2 separate regions of the Homo sapiens genome follow, and region 2 is linked to region 1. A link is a contact called in ENCODE Hi-C data. All regions are on one chromosome and are shown on one strand. The core of a region is the stretch at or near the end of the contact, and the rest is flanking DNA. Distances in the headings are between cores, read along the strand shown.

Region 1 (4,755 bases), core at 956-3,455:
AGCAGTACACTAATAGCAGAGAACTGGGGGCCCCCCAAAGTCAGGAATGACCTCGATCACAGGAGGAAGAGTGTTCCGAGCAGAAAGAGCAGCAGGTGTAAAGGCCCTGGGGTAGCAGGAACCTGGAGTGTGAGGAAGTGAAAACAAGGCCAGGGTGGCTGAAGCTCACAGACAGAGTGGAGAAGAGAGTGGAGATAAGGTCATAGAGGTGGCCAGGGGCCTCAGGGTGAGGAGGGGAGCCGCCAGGGTTCCTGGAGCATTTTATAGGCTAGAAAGTGGTATCATTTGATGCACATCTTTAAAAGCTCCTTCTGGCCGGGCGCAGTGGCTCACACCTGTACTCCCAGCACTTTGGGAGTCCGAAGCGGGTGGATCACAAGGTCAGGAGTTCAAGACCAGCCTGGCCAATATGGTGAAAACCTGTCTCTACTAGAAATACAAAAATTAGCCGGGCATGGTGGTGGGTCCCACCTACTTGGGAGGCTGAGGCAGGAGAATGGCTTGAACCCAGGAGGCGGAGGTTCCAGTGAGCCGAGATCATGCCACTGCACTCCAGCCTGGGCGACAGAGCAAGACTCCATCTCAAAAGAAAAAAAAAAAACAACCTCCTTCTCAGGCCCCATGCAGTGCCTCACACCTGTAATACCAGCACTTTGGGAGGCTGAGGCAGGATCACTTGAGCCCAGGAGTTTGAGACCAGCCTGGGCAACATAGGGAATCCCCATCTCTCCAAAAAGTACAAAAATGAGCCTGGTGTGGGGATCTCTTGAGCCTCCAGTCTGGGCGCCAGAGTGAGACCCTGACTCCAAAAAAAAAGTTCCTTCTGGTTCAGGTGAATTATGAACTGCCAAAGGGGTGAGAGCAAGGCTAGGAGACCAGGGAAGAAGCTGGGACAGGTATGCAGGTGGGAAGTGGCAGTACCTGCAACAGGGCATGAAGCCATGGATGAATTCAGGTGTGTTCAGAAGGCAGAGACAATCTAATCCACTTATGATTGGCTGTAGGGATGAGACTGTACCAAGGTATCAAGGACAACTCCCAGGCTTGGGGACCCGCACACTAGGAACCCACCTTCCCATTTCCTTCCTGAAAGGGAGTCTTCCTTTCATCCCCACCACATCCCAAGGACTGTGGATTGTGGGCTGGGACTCTGGGTCAGGGGACAAAGGAGACTTGAGGTATCTTGACCAAGCTTCCCATCACCCTTCCCAGCCCTCAGGATGCCAACTAATGGGGGTTGTGGAGAGGCTTTAGTTCCACTCTGAGGGTGGGTCACCATCCCACTTTTCAGGTGGGGAGACTGAACCCCGAAGAACCACCAGACCCAAATTCCAGGATGACTGAGGAACCCTGAAGGAATTTCAACCTTCCAACAGCCAGGTGGGGACGATCCACACTTCATAATGAGGGGACAGCTAGAAGAGAACGTCACTGGCCTCGAGTCACCCAGCTCATCTGTTGAGCATTCACTATCCTGAGTCCTTTACGACGTCAGTTACCTAAATTGTCACCACCCTAAGAGGTTCAGACTACTGCTACCCTCATTTCACAGGGACAATCCATGCGGATCGGAGATAAAAGTTTTTCATTCTTAGAGGCGGGTAAGGGCCCAGAATGGTGGAGGTGGGGTCAGGGCCCGGGGAACCGGGACAATCGGCGATGTCGCACTTCCTTTGGCGACAAAGCCCTGCATATCGCGGTGCCAAGCCCCCTCCCCCGCCCCGGGGCCCAGGCCGGCCTCCCAAATTCTCCTGAACTGAAGAGATCCAGGTCCGGCGTGCTGAGAACGAGGCCAGACCAGGGGGTCTTACGGGACCCCATCCCCACCCCAGACGATTTCCGGGGGGAGCCGCAACCCGGAAATGAATGAGTTGTCAGGGCTTGGTATCCTGGATGGGGTCAGGGGTCGGAGAAGGAGTGGCAGTGGGATCAGCAGGAAGCTCTCGGTAGGGTCCGGGGGTCGAAGGTCACAGGTGAGTGGGAGGGGCGGGCCGGACCTGAGGGGACCGGGCAGAACGGAGAGGGGCCTAGGGGGATACTAGAGGTGGGTGGGACCACAGCGCCATTTTGTCTAGCAGAGGGGGAGTGGGGGCCTGGAGGCCATCCTCACCATCTTCTGTTTCCTCCGTCGCCGCCTCGGCCGCCGCCTCAGCCTCCACCGCCGCCACCAGAGCCGCCTTCTTAGCCGCCGCCTCACAGTAACTTCCAGCCACGGCACAGCCCACACTGATGGCGCCACCACCTCCCTGTCATTGGTGTGCAGTCTAGCCCCGCCCCCACATAGGAGCGCTTTGCACGCTTCCATTGGCCGCATCCAGCTAACTCATGCGCCCATTGGTTGCCACGCCTCCTCCCATTGTGGTCAAGTTCGGTTGAAGAAGCAAAGCACCTCCCGGTACTTGGAAGCAATGAAAGTGAGATCCGGAAGTGGGCGGAGGCCTCGGCCGCGAAGTCTCTTGGGAGCTGTAGTTTACAGCTCCGCGAGGCTCTCTAGAGCTTTTGTGTGTCTGTGTGTTTTTAAGATGCGAGGTTCGGCCGGGTGCGGTGGCTCACTCCTGTAATCTTAGCACTTTGGGAGGCCGAGGCGGGTAGATCGCCTGAGGTCAGCAGTTCGAGACCAGCCTGGCCAGCATGGTGAAACCCCATCTCTGCGCCTGTAATTCCAGCTAGTAGGGAGGCTGAGGCAGGAGAATCACTTGAACCCGGGAGGCGGAGGTTGCAGTGAGCCAAGATCGTGCCATTGCACTCCAGCCTGGGCAACAAGAGCGAAAATCAGTCTCAAAAAAAAAAAAAAAAAGCCAGCCGGGCGCAGTGGCTCACGCCTGTAATCCCAGCACTTTGGGAGGCCGACGCGGGTGGATCACGAGGTCAGGAGATCGAGACCGTCCTGGCTAACACGGTGAAACCACGTCTCTACTAAAAATACAAAAAATTAGCCGGGCGTGGTGGCGGACGCCTGTAGTCCCAGCTACTCCGGAGGCCGAAGCAGGACAACGGCGTGAACCGTGAGTGAGGCGGATCTTGCAGTGAGCTGAGATCGCGCCACTGCACTCCAGCCTGGCGGACAGAGGGAGACTCTGTCTCAAAAAAAAAAAGGCGGGGCACGGTGGCTCACGCCTGTAATCCCAGCAATCCCAGCACTTTGGGAAGCCGAGGCGGGCGGATCACGAGGTCAGGAGTTTGAGACCAGCCTGGCCAACATGGTGAAACCCCATCTCTACTAAAATACAAAAATTAGCCGGGCGTGGTGGCGGGCGCCTGTCATCCCAGCTACTCAAGAGGCTGAGGCAGGAGAATCGCTTAAAACCAGAAGGCGGAGGTGTCAGTCAGCCGAGATTAAGCCACTACAGTCCAGTCTGGGCAACAAGAGCTAAACTCCCTCTCAAAAGAAAAAAAAAAAAAAGACACAGGGGTCTTGCTATGTTTCCCAAGCTGGTCTCGAACTTCTGGCCTCAAGCAATCCTCCAGACTTGGCTTCCCAAAGTTCTGGGAGCCATCGTGCCGGCATCTTCTTGTGTTTATTACGTTTTTAAAGCAGCCCTAGAAGATAAGAACCATAACACTCCCTAGCTCCTCCTCGACACCGTCTTGCTCAACCACCTCCCGTAACTCCCTAGTATTCAATCCCACCTCCTTGGCCCCATTTATGGGCACCTGCGGTCTTCATTGCCCACCTGTGTCCTCACCTCTAACCAATTCCTTCTATGTCTGGGCTCTCCCAGACCTTGCCATTTCCTCCAAGACTTCCCTGACTGCATTCTTCAAAAAGGCAAGTCAGGTACCTTCCCTGAAGTCCTACAGCCCTCACAATCCCCCTCCCAGCCCTGACACCTCTGTGTCCAAACTGCCTTCCTGACTTCCAGGGCAAAGAATGGGCACCCAGCACACAGCAATTGCACAGTGAAGTTGCTAAGTGGAAGCTACTAAGTATTATTACTCCAACAGCAACAGAGCAGAGGAGAAACCAGCACTGCATTTTATAGGCGACAAATGCACCTCACAGTGTTAAATTCTTGCTCAAAATCAAACATCCCCAAGGGACAAGTGGAAGATTCAAACTCCTTATGGGCTGGAGTTCAAGACCAGCCTGGTCAACATGGTGAAACTCCCCTCTACTAAAAATACATAAATTAGCTGGGCGTGGTGGCATGCACCTGTAATCCCAGCTACTTGGGAGGCTGAGGCACCAGAATTGCTTGAACCCAGGAGGCAGAGGTTGCAGTAAGCAGGGATCCGACAACTGCACTCCAGCCTGGGTGACAGAGCGAGACCCTGTTTCAAAAACAAACACCCCCCCGCACACACACACAGTTTTCCACCAGTCTTCCCAGACCTATAAAATTTATGACACAGGCTGGGCATGACGGCTCACACCTGTAATCCCAGCACTTTGGGAGGCCGAGGCAGGCAGATCACCTGAGGTCAGGAGTTCGAGACCAGCCTGGCCAACATGGTTGAAACCCCGTCTCTACTAAAAATACAAAAATTAGCCGGGTGTGGTGGTGGGCGCCTATAATCCCAGCTATTCGGGAGGCTGAGGCAGGAGATTGCTTGAACCCAGGAGAGGGAGTTTGCAGTGAGCCGAGATCGTGCCACTGCACTCCAGCCTGGGGGACAGAGCGCAGTGGTTCATGCCTGTAATCCCAGCACTTTGGGAGGCAGAGGAGGGCGGATCACCTGAGGTCGGGAGCTCGAGACCAGCCTGACCAACATGGAGAAACCCCATCTCTACTAAAAATACAAAATTAGCCGGGC
Region 2 (4,755 bases), core at 1,257-3,756, 1.2 Mb before region 1:
GTTTCACCATGTTGGTCGTGGTGGTCTCGAACTCCTGACCTCATGATCCAGCCCCCTCGGCCTTCAAAAGTGCTGGGATTACAGGCGTGAGCCACTGGGGGCCTGGCTTTTTTTTTTTTTTTTTTTTTTTTTTTTTGGAGACAGGGTCTTACTCTGTCACTCAGGCTGGAGTGCTGGAATATAGTGGTGCGAACATAGTTCACTACAGCCTCAACCTCCCATGGGCTTGAGAGAGCCTCCCATGTCAGCCTCCGGAGTAGCTGGGACCACAGGGGTGCTCCACCATGCCCGGCTAATTTTTTTAATTTTTTAAATTTTTTTGTAGAGAGGGGGCTTAGCCCTGTTACCCAGGCTGGTCTCAAGCCCTTGGGTGCAAGCGATCCTCCCGTCATGGCATCCCAAAATGCTGGGATTTCAGGTGTGAGACACCTTGCTAGGTCCTGAGTACTGCTCTTATTGCTGTTTCCTGTTTCCGAAGTGAATCCACAGAGGCTCAGAAGCAGGAGGTGCCTTTCACAAGATCACAGAGCGAGCTGGTTGGCCCTCCAAGCCAGCTCCTCCCTTGGCCAGGCGCAGTGGCTCACGCCTGTAGTCCCAGCACTTTGGTAGCCCTAGGCAGGCGGATCACCTGAGGTTGGGAGTTAGAGACCTGATCAATATGGTGAAACCCCGTCTCTACTGAAAATACAAAAATTAGCTGGGCGTGGTGGTGGGCATCTGTAATCCCAGCTACTCGGGAGGCTGAGGCAGGAGAATCGCTTGAACCTGGGAGGCGGAGGTTGCAACGAGCTGAGATGGCACCGTTGCACTCCAGGTTGGGCAACAAGAGTGAAACTCTGTCTCAAAGAAAAAGAAAAAAAAATCTCGGAAATTAGATAGTGGTGACAGCTACACAGCATTGGGAATATATTTTATATGTAAAATGTGACTCAATGAAGTTGCTTTTTAGAAAATGGAAGGCTGGCCGGGCACAGTGGCTCATGCTTGTAATCCCAGCACTTTGGGAGGCCGAGGTGGGTGCATCACTTGAGGTCAGGAGTTCCAGACCAGCCTGACTAACATGGTGAAATCCCGTCTCTACTAAAAATACAAAAAATTAGCTGGGCGTTGTGATGGGCGCCTGCAGTCCCAGCTACTACTCGGGAGGCTGAGGCAGGAGAATTGCTTGAATCCAGGAGGCGGTGGTTGCAGTGAGCCGAGATCACACCACTGCACTCCAGCCTGGGCAAGGAAATCGAAACTCTGTCTAAAAACAAACAAACAAACAAAAACTGGGGGAGGTGGCTCACGCCTGTAATCCTAGCACTTTGGGAGGGCGAGGCGCGCGGATCACCTGAGGTCAGGAGTTCAAGACCAGCCTGGTCAACATGGTGAAACCCCATCTCTACTAAAATACAAAAATTAGCTGGGCATGATGGCGGGCGCCTGTAATCCCAGCTACTCGAGAGGCTGAGACAGGAGAATCGCTTGAATTCAGGAGACGATGGTTGCATTGAGCCGAGATAGCGCCACTGTTCTCCAGTCTGGGCTGATGAGCAAGACTCCGTCTCAAAAAAAAAAAAAAAGAAAAGAAAAGAAAATGGAAGTCTGGGCTTGGTGGCTCACTCCTGTAATCCTAGCATTTCAGCAGACCCAGACAAGGAGGATCAGTTTGAGTTCAGGAGGTCGAGGGTGCAGTGAGCCATGATGGCGCCATTGCACTCCAGCCTGGGCAACACAGCAAGACCCCTCAAAAAAAAATTAAAATAGGAAAATGAAGCTGGACTGCACCATCGCTCAGGGACTGTGGGGATGTAGGATTTTATCCTATTAAAAGTACTCATCTCATAAGAAAAAGTTTACCAGCTCCTCTTCCACCTACCGGTCCAGCACCTTCCCTGGGTGGAAGTCCCATCCACCCCGCCTAAGGGATGCCTTATGTGTCCAACCCAGCGTCCAACGCGCGCGCTCCGTTTACATAGCCACGCCCACCCTCCCGGCCCGCGGCGGGGCCTACCCACCCACGTGTTTCGAGCCGGCTCCGCCCCTCCACGCCCTCTCTGCGGCTTTCCACAGAAGCCAAAGACGGAAGACTGTAGAGATCTCATAAATAATGCATCACGTCAGCGGCTGTAGGGGCGGGGCTTTGACGCGCCTGGCTGGCTGAGTCAGGGTTATGTATAATACTATGGAGGCGGGGCCTGGAGGGGTGCGCGTGTTGAGGCGGAGTTCGTTCACGGAAGTGGCCACCCCTAGGGCCTGAAGAGGCGGGGCCATAAGTGCCTTATGAATATGCAACAACTTGGGGCGTTGACTGTGGGCCTTGTGGGGCCCTCATGGGGCGTGGCCAGGCGCGTCTCCTGAATAATGTAGTGCGCTGCCTGCCGGTGTGGCGGCGACTGTTGGTTTGGTCGGACTCGGGGGGCGTGGCCAGCCGCGTCTCATGAATAATGCAGCGCGTCAGCGGGCGGCGGGGCGGGGCGTGGCCGGCGTGGCGGCGCTGGAGCCGGGAAGGGGGCGCGGGGGAGAGATGGTCGCAAGATGGCGGCGCTGAAGGAGGATAGGAGCTACGGGCTGTCGTGCGGGCGGGTTAGCGACGGCAGCAAGGTGTCGGTGTTCCACGTGAAGCTCACCGACAGTGCCCTGAGGGCCTTCGAGAGCTACCGCGCCAGACAGGTGAGTGGCATGGCGCCCGGCGCGCCAGTGGGGAACGTCCGGACGCGGGCCGGCCTCGCGCTCCCCTCACTGAGGCGTCCGGGCTCGGAGACGCTAGGTCTGTGGTGCTGCTCGCGGGTCCCTGGGCCGGCGGGGCGCGGAGTGGGCGCCAGTCCGGCCTGGAGCGCTGAGAACCGCGTTCCTTCTCAGCACTAGGAGGCAATACAGGCGGGTGGCCCGGGGCTGCTGAGGGGCCCAGACTCGCGCGCCGGGCCCGGGGGGCGTCGGTGTCGGCACCTGGCGGCGTCCGGGGCCTTTCTGGCCTGCTGGGCACCTGGGCAGGGTCCAGTTTGCGCACCTGGCGGCGGGGCGAGGAGGCGGTGGGCCGCACGGTCCCGGCACCGTGATAGGGGGAAGCTGGGGGCTTTTCCATCTGGGGCCGGGGCAGCGCCGTTGGTGGGGGTGACTGTGTCTGTCCTCCTGGGAAGCAGCGATCGTCTGGGTGCCCGGCAGGGGGTGGTCAGCGAGGCACTTGTGGGGGTCTGTTCTGTCTGGGTGGAAGGCTTTGCAGCTGGGGGCTGGCTTTGACGCGTTCCGATGAAGCCACTCAGGTTGGGCCACTTTGGTTCTTGGGACGGGGAGTTTGGGCAGAAACTGACAGCTTGTCCCAGCTTTCTGCTCCCCTTACCCCCAGGTGACCCTCTCTCTCCGGAGAGAGGTTCCTTGGAGAGTGGAAGTGTTGGGGGCGGCTGTGATGTTATCCTCAGGGCACATGTAGGGGATCCCTGCCACCCAGGAGGAAGCTCTGGCTACCACATCTGGCCGCTGACTCTGGAACTTCTCAGAGGCCGATTTGGGCCCATCTGGGGGAAGTTTGAGGCGTTTCGGTTCTGCCACCTGGCTGGTGGTGGGGAGGGGAGGCTGCTGTGTATGTTCTCTTGGGCCTGACTTTGGGGCGCATCTGGGGCCGTGGTCAGAAACCTGCCTTTTTCATTTCTGTTTGTGTCATGGCCCCCCCTCCCCCCGTCTGTGCTGGGTCAGAAGTTGCAGATGACCAGTGGTCAGGTCCCGAGGGGAAGTGGTTTAGGAACCTTGTAACTCCTTTTCTGGAAATTGGGGGCTTCATTGCCCTAAAGGGAGTGGGGGTGGGTCTAGTCTCGGGCTCAGAGAGCCCTGCTCCCTGCGTGTGTGTGTGTTTGTGTATACTGTTGATGGTGGGGGTGGGGGGGTGCCGCGGGCGGGGGAGGAGGGAGACTAACTAGGAAGGAATGTGGCTTTCTTCCTGCCCCGAACTTGTTCAGCTCCATTAGCTAAGCCGAGAATTTCTTCCCCCTGTTTCGTTTCCACCACTCTCCCGGTGCCCACCCCTTCCGTGCTTCTTCCCATGTCTTTGGGCAATTTCCTCCCTGTCCCGGTGTCGCAGTTTTCCCCTTCATGGAATGAGGATTTCATTTTTTTTTGAAAGAGCAAGTTCGCACCTTGTCAAAAAGACTCCCCAAGATGAGGCTAAGGCGCCCCTGCAGGTGAGGAGGAGACAGTGGCAGCGACAGCAGCTGCTGGCCCATGACCAGCCAGAGCCTCTCTTCCTGGTAGAATTCTGGCCCTGGGTCTTTTTCCCTGAGCGATTCTGACTTGTCCTGCAGGAAGGCAGGCTTTCCTAGAAACAGCTGGGGGAGAGCTCGTGAGTCATATAACTACGATGGACTTGGTACCTGGTCACCACTGTCTTCTGTGCTTTAGGAACCAGGAGCTCCGCCTTCTCTCTGATGCTGCCCTCGCTTGCTTTTCAGTCCAGAAGGTCCGCCTGTGTGTCCACCTCATGCTGTCACACTGCTATTTTTACTTTAGGGTATTGGTTACATCCCCTCTCTAAGCTGGATCTTCCTCATGTTAGGGTGAAGGTAACTGTGGACTGTTAAACTCCTCTGGCTCGGAGCCCAGCTGTGTAGGGCAGTGTGTTGACCAGCCAGGAGGGGCTTCCTAGAAGAACTTTTCCAAGCCATCCAGAGCAACTTGGCTGGCTGGATTATATTTTGGGGTGATTCAAACTTGGATTTTTCTCAAAAAGCTGTCTGGTAATTTAAGTGGCTTGGCCACTTTCTTTCTTTCTTTCTTTCTTTT

Evidence for each region. Hi-C counts contacts between places; a loop is a spot of excess contacts on that map. Pooled maps may share reads with other maps.
Region 2: a map of CD8-positive, alpha-beta T cell shows a loop between it and region 1 (17-fold over the local background). The contact joins the promoter of ELL here to the promoter of DDA1 in region 1. A Hi-C loop is called at or near these places in 2 of 168 maps with a recorded cell type or tissue (CD8-positive, alpha-beta T cell and naive thymus-derived CD4-positive, alpha-beta T cell) and 9 of 50 pooled maps.

Annotation. Positions count from the first base shown.
Region 1 is chr19:17,307,013-17,311,767 of GRCh38, reverse strand. DDA1 (DET1 and DDB1 associated 1) reads right to left here and starts at 2,205. Exons shown (of 5, transcript NM_024050.6): 1 at 2,111-2,205. The coding sequence starts at 2,113. RefSeq lists a silencer at 1,890-1,989 and enhancers at 1,777-2,340, 2,430-2,619, 2,341-2,902.
Region 2 is chr19:18,519,821-18,524,575 of GRCh38, reverse strand. ELL (elongation factor for RNA polymerase II) reads left to right here and starts at 2,506. Exons shown (of 12, transcript NM_006532.4): 1 at 2,506-2,655. The coding sequence starts at 2,521. RefSeq lists enhancers at 2,013-2,342, 2,486-3,001, 3,002-3,517 and silencers at 2,733-3,042, 3,773-3,822.